2 separate regions of the Homo sapiens genome follow, and region 1 is linked to region 2. A link is a loop called in an ENCODE intact Hi-C map of the cell type or tissue named here. Cell type or tissue: mesothelial cell of epicardium. All regions are shown on one strand. Each heading gives the region's core, and the rest is flanking DNA. Links, peaks and the distances in the headings are about the cores only.

Region 1 (5,382 bases), core at 290-5,289, 230 kb before region 2:
GAAAGGTATTTCCTGTTTTTTGGGTTTTTTTCTTTTAAAAAATATTTTTTTAATGAATCTTTCGTGATCACGAAAGCAATCTCTTTTCAATATCAGAAAATTAGAAAATGTTAACTGGGCCCAGTGGCTCATGCTTACAATCCCAGCACTTTGGGAGGTGAAGGGGGGAGAATCACTTAAGCCCAGGAGTTTGAGATCAGCCTGGGCAATATAGTGAGATCCCATCTCTACAAAAAATTTAAAAATTAGCCAAACATGGTGGCACACATCTGTAGTCCCAGCTACTCAGGAGGATTGCTTGAGCCCGGGAAGTTGAGGCTACAGTAAGACATGATTGCACCACTGCACTCCAGCCTAGGCGACAGAGCGAGACTCTGTCTCAAAAAACAAAGAAAAAATTAGAAAGTGTTGATGAGAAAAAAAGGAAAATCAAACCATCATATTCTTATTCCCCCAAGATTACCACAGTTAACCCCAATGTGCAAATCCTCCCACACTTTCTCTCTGTACATATATATGTATTTTATATATACATATACAGGTATACTCTTATAAGTATATATATATATACATATATAAAATCAGTCATCTTTCCATGTCAATCAATTTTCTTCTTATTTAATGCCTTTCCAATTTTCTCCATTGTCCCCAAAACATCTGTTATTTTAGGAGTTTAGCTAAACCACATCCAATCCAGGACCACACGCTGTATCTGGTTGTAATGTTTTTAAAATCTCTTTAAATCTAGAACACTCGTCTCTTACTGCTCATCACTGATTGAAGAGTCTAGGCCAGTTGTCTAGTTAAAGACCCAGCCTCTGGAATTATTTGCCTTGTTGCTTCCTTAGATGTTCAGTTTTTTTGGGGGTGGGGGGTGTTGTTTGTTTTGTTTTGTTTTGAGACAAGTTTTCTGTTTGGTTTGTTTTGTTTCTTGCTCTGTCACCCAGGCTGGAGTGCAGTGGTGCAGTCTCGGCTCACTGCAACCTCCACCTCCCAAACTCAAATGATCTTCCCACCCCAGCCTCCTAAGTAGCTGGGACCACAGGCTGGAGCTACCACACCCAGGTCCTCAGTTATTAAGCTTGTTCTTCCATCTCTATATTCCCTGTGAACTGGAAATCAGATCCAAGGGATTAGATTCCAACATTTCTAGGCTAGAATCCATCCGGAAAGCTGTGGAATGCTTTACACTGTCCCACATCAGCAGACACTTCACACTCAGTTGCTCACCATTAGTAACGCTCCCATTGCCCACTGGGTAGGGAGATGATAGTCTAATCTATCTATCCAGGAAGTATCCTTTGGGGTGTTACTTTGGCAAATTATTTTCCAGACTTTAAACCTTTGTAGCCAGTATCCTGATCCAAAAACCATACCATAAGTAACTAGTAAAGAACAGACAGGACCAGTTTGAGATCAAAGCCAGGGAGGAGTAAGTGGGGAAGAGTGAAGGTACGAATTTGCTTAGTGTTCACAGCTGGAAGGAAGACTCACTGTTACAGTTTTCACGGTGCCCTCTACCTTCCAAAGTAATTGATAGACATTACGGAAGCTTGGTGTACATCACAAGCCCCGAGGACTCGAGGGAGACTGAGCAACTGGGAAAGTCAGCACCGGGTGTTGTGTCATTTTTTTTTTCCTGAAAAGCTCTTCTCGGGAGGTCCTCAGGGATTCTGATTTCTCTTTTAACACTCATTAGTCAAGGTGATAATGCCAGGCTCACACATATAAGTTCTCCAGAAATAAGAACTGCCTGTAATCTTCCTCAGAGGAGCCTGATCTAAGTATCTACTTGAGCTACAATCCCATAGGGTTGGATATTGTCACAGCAACGAAACACCAGCAGGGACCTTGATCCCATCTCCCCACCTACCTACTTTAATCTCTGTCTCGGTCCTGGGGAACAACAATTCTGTGATAAGGACGTCATGCAGGTGAAGTTGTTTAATAGAGCTATGGTTGCTGAGTTCAGTGCTAGATAGGGGACCCCAGATGGGGCTCTCTCAGGTACACATCCCATCAGGCACCCACTGTCACTGTGATTTGGTGGTCTTGTTAGCCATGCACAGTATAGGTTGTGCTGTTTGCTTTTTTGAGGTAAGAGGGGCACCGTATTTCAGACAGCAGGAAAAAACCTGAATTTGTCAATCCTATACATACAACTGCATTTATACTCAGGAGAAATATACCTCTGAAGAGGTTTGCCTCTGTGCCTTTAAGCAAGACATTCGCAGAATAAATCAGAGCTGAGGTGGCTCTGTCTGAGACTGTCAGGATGGCCCAATTTCCAGAATAATAACAGAGATGTGCTTGGATAAGGCAAATTGGCTCAGGACATGAGAGGCAGAGAAAATACATAACACAGCCCTTGGCTAAGCGGAAACTCAATAACTACCGTCTGAATGATGCAGCCAGGTAAATCTCCTAATGGACACCAAGTTGAAAATTAAAAGGAAAAAGAAGAGCACAGTGTTTAGAAAAATGGGTCCTACAGGCTCTTCTCCCTGCTGCTTCGATGCTAGGAAGGTTCTTCTAGACTGCTTTTAGTACAAGAAGCTTGTACAACCAGTTCGGCTGGAAGTGTGCCTGCCACCCTGCCACGGCCCTCATTAGATGACTCTGACCTGTTGAAAAGCTGAAAATAGAACATTGAGCCATTTTCTCTGCAGCTCAACTGTTATAATTGTCTGTCTTTCTAAATATTAGCAGTACCCTAGTTATACCGTCATTTTAAAAATACTTGTCCATTTTTACCTTTTCTTAACACCACTGACCACCACACTACTTTTCTTCAGGGAAAGGTTTTTTATGTAAAGAGAGGAGTGACTTTCATTTTATTTCCTTTCTCCCTAGACAGCTAGAGATATTACTTTAAAAACAAATTCTTGAGGGCTTTTATCCTTGGTTTAAATCACCTGGAAAAATCAGTAGGGAAGAATAGAGTATTTCCTTAGTTACCAATTGGCTGTAGTAACTAAAGCCTGCAAAAATCCATCTCACACTTCCTATTAAAATTTTATAAGCATTAAAAATATTCACTTGGATGCTGTATGGTGTTTTTTCTTTTGCGACCAAGCTGAATTTTTTTCACTCTGACTTCTATAGCCTGGCTGATTTTTCTTATTTACTTACTTAAAATTTTTTTAAATTAATAAGTGAACTCCTGGCAGGGAACAGGGCTCACAACTGTAATCCCAGGGCTTTGAGAGGCTGTGGCAGGAAGATAGCTTGACACCAGGAATTTGAGACCAGCTTGGGCAACATAGTGAGATCCCATCACTAAAAAAAAAACTTTTTTTAATTAGCCAGGTGTGGTAGTATGTGCCTGTAGTCCTAATTACTCAGGAGGCTAAGGCAGGAGAATCGCTTGAGACCAGAAATTCAAGGCTGCAGTAAGCTACGATCACACCACTGCACTCCAGCCTGGGTGACAGAGAGAGACCCTGTCTCCAAAAAAAAAAAATAATAATAAATAAATAAATAAATAAATAAGCGAGCTCCCAGTTCTGTTCAATAAACCAATGGCCTTTGAATTTTCCAATAGGAGTCTCTTCCGAATCTGGAACCAAGCCTTGGCAACACAGAGTGTTGGATGGACAACACACATAATAAACTGTTTACCCTGAAATGCATGTTTCAAAGGCTTCTCTGCATTAGATGACAGACTTCCTACAAATCATAACTAATATTCATGTCAACTTCCCTTTTCCAGCTTTAAAGCTGATACAAATGCCCTCTCTGGTATCTGTGGACTAACATTTCCCTAGCCCCTAGTTCTCACTTTCTATGTGCTTAGCTTAAAGGGCCTGACTCCAACTGGACTGAATATTTTTTTGCAAATCTATGGGCTTTTGAACATCGGACTTTTCAGGAATCTTATTTAAAGCACAAATTTCCAGGCCTCACCTTCCACAGACTCTGATCTGGTAAATCTTAGTAGGATCCATGAGTCTGCATTTTCAACAAGCTTCTGTCCCCACCCCAAGTAAATGGTCCTTGGAATGCACTTTGACCAACATTTCTCCAAGAATGTCAATCTCCAAAGCTTTTGATTAATGCTGTTTTCATTCATTTAGTCAACAAATGGTGGCTAGGTACCCACTATGTGCAGGATGCCACTTGAGGGACAGATAAATTTCATATGGGCCCTGCCCTCAAGAAACTTACAATCTAATGGGAGAAATGAGACGTGAACATCAATAACTAACCAAAGGAGTAAGAGGTGGTCCTGAGAGAGACAGATAAAATATTATAAGAGTTCAGAGGAGAAAGAGGTAACATTGAGATAGAAGGGATAAGGCATGGTTTTATGGAGAGATGAGGTATGCATTAAACCTGAAAGTACAAAGTATTTGGGCACATGGAGGTAGAAAAGCAGAGTCACTGTCAAACATAGCAGGCGCGAGCAAAGCCACAACGTGGGGGAGGATGAGGCTGTGTAGGGAAGAGGGAGGCATTTAACTTGCTTGGAGCACAGGGTGCAGGCAGGGGCAGAGAAGCAAAGGAGCTTATAAAAGAGAGTTGTAGCCAAATCCTGGAGGGCTTTGAATGCCAAGTCACAGAGTAGGGTCACGAGTAAGAGCTTTAGGTATACCCGGAAAACGGGTGACTGTGAGCCGAGTTGCAAGTAGCCACAAGCTGCACTAAGCAGGTAGCAATGTGGCAGCTGTGGGCATTCTTCCTAGACGGAGGGAAAAAAATCTACTGAGCTCTTCTCTGTAAGAATCCCTCAACCCTACAGTCCAGCCAGAGCATCATTCATTATTTCTCAAAATATGATGTCCAATGTAAGCTCACACCTTGCCTTGTAGTAACCCATTAATGTTAGAAAAGGGCTAGCGCTTTTACCTGTGGGTTTAACCATCACAAAGCCTATAAGTGCTCCTTGAGAAGAAAGGATGAGAACAAAATGCAAGGTGAGAGTGCTCCATGCTCTCACACTTTTCTCCTCTCGAGAACACTACTACTTCTCCACACATGCTCCAACACACACATACACACACACAGCCAAAACTTAGGGGAGATGGCTGGCTGAAAATAAGGGCACAGTGGTATTAAGACTAGACCTTCCCTGGTCAAATTTTCCATACCCTGTTTAATGAGTAAGTTTTATTTACAGTTGGCCCAACGTAGCCCAGGTTCTTTATTTGTAGATTCAGCCAGCCTTGGATCAAAAATATCCAAGAAAAATAAAAATAAAAACAGCAATACAACAACAAAAATTATTACAAATAATAAACAATACAGTCTAACAACTATTTATATAGGATTTACATCGTATTAGGTATTATAAGTAATCTAGAGATGATCTGAAGCTTATGAAAATATGTGCATAGATTATATGCAAATACTATGCCATTTTATATCAGAGACTTGAACTTC
Region 2 (5,382 bases), core at 230-5,229:
CTTGCCTTGATTTTTTTTTTTTTTTTTTATTTTAGAGACAGGGTTTTGCTCTGTCACCCAGGCTGGAGTGCAGTGGTATGATCATAGCTCACTGCAAGCCTCAGACTTCTGGGGCTCAAGTGATCCTCCCACATCAGCCTCCTGAGTACGTGAGACCACAGGTGTGCACCACTATGCCCAGCTAAATTTTTATTTATTTATTTATTTGTAAAGGCAAGGTCTCCCTTTGTTGCCCATGCTGGTCTCAAACTCCAGGCCTCAAGTGATCCTCCTACGTTGGCCTGAAAAAGTGCTGGGACTACACACATGAACCACCACGCCCAGCCGTGCCTGGATGTTGATGGCTGCTGACTAATCAGGGTGGTGGCTAAGGCAATTTCTAAAATAAGACAACAATGAAGTCTGCCATATTGACTGACTCTTCCTTTCATGACAGATTTCTCTGTAGCATGCAATGCTGTTTGATAGCATTTTACTTACTGTAGAAATTCTTTCAGAATTGAAGTCAATCTTCTTAATCCCTGCCACTGCTTTATCATCTAAGTTTATGTACTGTTCTAAATCTTGTGTTATCATCTCAACCACGTTTGTAGCATCCTCACCAGAAGTAGAGTCCATCTCAAAAAATCACTTTCTTTTCTCATCCATAAAAAGTAACTCCTCATCCTTTCAAGTTTTATTATGAAATTGCAGCAATTCAGTCACGTCTTCAGTCTCCACTTCTAATTCTAGTTCTCTTGCTATTTCCACCACCTCTGTAGTTCCTTCCTCCAGTGAAGTTTTGAGCCCTGCAAAGTCATCCATGAGAGTTGGAATCAACTTCTTCCAAACTCCTGTTAATGTTGATATTTTCACCTCCTCCTATGAACCATAAATGTTCTTAATGGCATCTAGAATGGTGAATCCTTTCCAGAAAATTTTCAATTTACTTTGCTCAGATCCATCAGAGGAATCACTATCTAAGGCAGCTATAGCCTTATGAGATGTAGTTCTTAAATAATAAGACATGGCCAGGTGCGGTGGCTCATGCCTGTAATCCCAGCACTTTAAGAGGTCTAGGTGTGTGGATCACTTGAGGTCAGGAGTTCAAGACCAGCCCGGCCAACTTGGTGAAACTCTGTCTCTACTAAAAATACAAAAATTAGCCAGGTGTGGTGGCGCACGCTTATAATCCCAGCTACTCAGGGGACTGAGGCATGAGAATTGCTTGAATCCAGGAGTCAGAGGTTGCAGTGAACCAAGATCATCCCACTGCACTCCAGCCTGGGTGACAAAGTGAGACTCTCAAATAAAAAAGATGAAGAAGAAGAAAGAAGGAAGAAGAAGGAAGAAGGAAGAAGAAGGAGAAGAAGAAGGAGAAGAAGAAGGAGAAGAAGAAGAAGAAGAAGAAGAAGAAGAAGAAGAAGAAGAAGAAGAAGGAGGAGGAGGAGGAGGAGGAGGAGGAGGAGGAGGAGGAGGAGAAGGAGAAGAAGGAGAAGAAGAAGAAGAAGGAGAAGAAGGAGAAGAAGGAGGAGGAGGAGGAGAAGAAGAAGAAGAAGAAGAAGAAGAAGAAGAACAACAACAACAACAACAACAACAACAACTTGAAAAATTAAGATCAAGGAAAAATTATTCCTTAATCCATGAGCTACAGAATGGATATTGTTTTAGCAGGCATGAAAATATTAATCTCCTCATACATCTCCATTAGAGCTTTTGGGTGACCAGGTGCACTGTCAAAGAACAGTGATATTCTGAAAAGAATATTTTTTTCTGAGGAATAGGTCTCAACAGTGGGCTTAAATTGTTTAGTAAATTACGCTGTCAATAGATGTGCTGTCATTTGGGCTTTGTTGTTCCACGTATAGAACACAGGTAGAGTAGACTTAAAATAATTCTCCTTCTTTGAGATAGAGTCTCACTGTTGCCCAGGCTGGAATGGCACAATCATGGCTCACTGCAGCCTTGGTCTCCCCAGGCTCAGGTGATCCTCCCACCTCAGTCTCCCAAGTAGCTTGGACCACAGGCACACCCACACCTGGCTAATTGTATATTTTGTAGAGACTGTTTTTCGCCATGGTACCCAGGCTGGTCTTGAACTCCTAGACTCAAGTAATCCACCCACCTCAGCCTCCCAAAATGCTGGGATTACAGGTGTGAGCCCTCATACTTAGCCAACGTAATTCTTAAGGGCTCCAGGATTTTAAACATGGTAAATGAGCATCAGCTTCAACCACATGTCACCAGTTGCATTGGCCCCTAACAATAACGTCAGCCTGTCTTTTGAAGCTTTAAAGCTAGGTGTTGACTTCTCCTCTCTAGCTGTATAAATTCTAGACAGCATCTACTTCCAATTTAAGGCTGTTTTGTCTACATTGAAATTTTCTCCAGTGTAGCCACCTTTATCAATGACCTTAGCTAGACCTTCTGGGTAATTTGCTGCAGCTTCTACATCAGCACTTGCTACTTTAGGTAGTACTTTTTAAGTTATGTCAGTATTCCATTTTATGGATATACCATATGTCGTTTATTCATTCATCAGTTGATAGACACTTGAGTTACCTCCACTTTTTGCCTACTATGAATAATGCTGCTATGAACATTCATGTGCTTTGATATATAAATCATACATACTGTTTTGTTGCATTTATATGAAATTCAAGAACAGGCAAAACTAATCTACAGTGGTAGATGTCAGAAGAGTAGTTACCCAGGGGCAGGCAACTAGTGTTTACTGAAGAAAGGTACCAAAGAAATTTTCAGGAGGAATAGAAACATCACATATTTTCATGTAGGTGGAGGTCACAAAGAGGTAGGTAACTTAAAAGTCATGGAATAATGAGATACCACTTCACATCTATTAGAATAGCTATAATCAAAAAGATAATATTAATTAATTTTAATGCTTAGTAATAATTGGCCGGGTGCAGTGGCTCACGTCTGTAATCCCAGCATTTTGGGAGGCCATGGCGGGCAGATCACTTGAGGTCAGAAGTTCAACAATGGCCTGGCCAACATGGCGAAACTCTGTCTCTACTAAAAATACAAAAATTAGCTGGGCATGTTGGTGCGTGCCTGTAATCCTAGCTACTTGGGAGGCTGTAGCAGGAGGACCCCTTGAACCTGGGAGGCAGAGGTTGCAGTGAGCCAAGATCATGCCATTGCACTCCAGCCTGGGCAAAAAGAGTAAAACTCCATCTCAAAACAACAACAACAAAAAACAAAACAACAACAACAACAAAACTTAGTAATAATTGTTAGCAAAGATGTGGAGAAATGGAAATCCTTGTACATGTTAATGGGAATGTAAAATGGTGCAACCGCTCTGGAAAACAGTTTGGCAGTGCCTCAAAATATTAAAAGTAGAGAACCATATGACCCAGCAATTCTCCTGGTATGTAGCGAAGAGAAATAGAAACACATGTCCACAGGAACACAATTGTTCATAGCAACATTATTCATAATAACCAAAAGTAGAAACAGCCTAAATTTTCATCAACTGATGAATGGATAAATAAAATGTGGTACATGCACAAAATGAACACTATTTGGCAAAAAAAAGGAATGAAGTGTTGATACTTGCTGCAACGTGGATGAATCTCGAAAACATTATGCCAAATGAAATAAGTCAGTCACAAAAGATGACACATTGTAAGATTTCATTCCTATGAAAGGGCCAGAATACTGTAGTGAGCCATGATGTCACCACTGCACTCTAGCCTGGGTGACCAAGCAAGACCTAGACTCAAAAAAAAAAAAAAAAAAAAAAAAAAAACAAGGGCCAAAATAGACAAATATTAAATATATGGAAAGAGCAAGTAGACCAGTGGTTCCCAAGAACTGGCAGGGTAAAGAGAAAGGGAGGACAGGAGCGACTGCTAATGGGTACCAGGTTTCTTTTAGGGTGATAAAAATTTTCTAAAATTAGACTGTGATGATAGGTATAAAAATCTTTAAATATAGGCCACATGTGGTGGCTCACGCCTGTAATCCCGGCACTTTGGGAGGCCAAGGCAGGCGGATCACCTGAGGTCAGGAGTTAGAGACCAGCCTGACCAACATGGAGAAACCCCATCTCTACTAAAAATACAGAATTAGCAGGGCCTGGTGGCGCATGTCTGTAATCCCAGCTATTCGGGAGGCTGAGGCAGGAGAATTGCTTTAACCCAGGAGGCGGAGCTTGCGGTGAGCCGAGATTGCGCCATTGCACTCCAGCGTGGGCAATAAGAGGGAAACTCTGTCTCAAAAAAAAAAAAAATCTTTAAATATACTAAAAACCATTGAACTGTACACATTAAACAGGTGAATTTCGTGGCACGTTAATTATATCCCAATAAAGCTATTTTTATTAAGCCATTGAGCAATACATTTAAAATTTGTATATTTAAACATATGTAAATTATACTCTAAGGTATTGATCAAAAGACATATTATGAACCACTAAAAATAAAGTAAGAAGATCTAAGTAATAGAATCGTGGAATTTTATGGAAGGATGAGGTCTTGGAGGTCATCTGGTCCAGTATTTTGACTGGATAAATAAGAAAACTGAAGTTTGGGGAAACATGACTTGTCTATTCTCGATGGCACAACTGAAAAGAAAGTCAAAGAGTAAATTTGATGATGGGTTGCCAGGATATATACTGAATATCCAAAAACAGGTTTCTAGTATAACATGTATAGATTGCTATATTCAAACACAGAAGTTCCAGAAAATACCTGCGCTCGCGTATATAAAGCAATATTTGTTGGAAAGTATTAACTGGTCTTCTTAGCATGGCCTGTCTGACACATTCTCTTTTATGCAAGTCCCTTAAGAATAAGACTTCAAGACTGGGCGCGGTGGCTCACGTCTGTAATCCCAGCACTTTGGGAGGCTGAGGTGGGCAGATCATGAGGTCAGGAGATCGAGACCATCCTGGCTAACACAGTGAAACCCCGTCTCTACTAAAAATACAAAAAAATTGCCAGGCGTGGTGGCGGGCGCCTGTGGTCCCAGCTACTCAGGAGGCTGAGGCAGGAGAATGGTGTGAACCCAGGAGGAAGAGCTTGCAGTGAGCCGAGATTGCACCACTATACTCCAGCCTGGGCAACAGAGCGAGACTGTGTCTCAAAAAAGAGAAGAATAAGACTTCAGTGGAAAAGGATGTAAGAACAAACATCTTTTATGTGTGCCACTTTAAACCATTCCACTTTCCCTTTCCAGTTGTTATCCATTTCTCTGGATATTGTTCTTTTCCATTGCTTCTGATTGAAAACATTTTAAAATAGTTAGAAAGAGTTCCAAAGAAGTCAAATAATATGTAGCAATTAATGACTAAATATAAGGAATGCAAAGTTGGATAATCCAGAGCAAAGATAACTTGATTCATTTTAGAATCATCTTTCAAACATAGTTAATTAG

What was found. Hi-C counts contacts between places; a loop is a spot of excess contacts. Peaks named below come from ENCODE experiments on the same cell type or tissue, not always from the same donor. Only the 100,000 strongest peaks of a DNase experiment are listed, where the experiment ranks them.
Region 1: it touches region 2 in a loop (9-fold over the local background); 1 of 110 quality-filtered maps calls a loop at or near these places.

Annotation. Positions count from the first base shown.
Region 1 is chr9:84,252,348-84,257,729 of GRCh38, reverse strand. No RefSeq gene overlaps it. Among named protein-coding and RNA genes, the nearest start is that of SLC28A3-AS1, 23 kb to the left of the region's middle. In mesothelial cell of epicardium, for the core only: no CTCF peak of the experiment used is centred there; a DNase peak (open chromatin) is centred at 2,582.
Region 2 is chr9:84,022,347-84,027,728 of GRCh38, reverse strand. No RefSeq gene overlaps it. Among named protein-coding and RNA genes, the nearest start is that of RMI1, 44 kb to the right of the region's middle. In mesothelial cell of epicardium, for the core only: no CTCF peak of the experiment used is centred there; no DNase peak of the experiment used is centred there.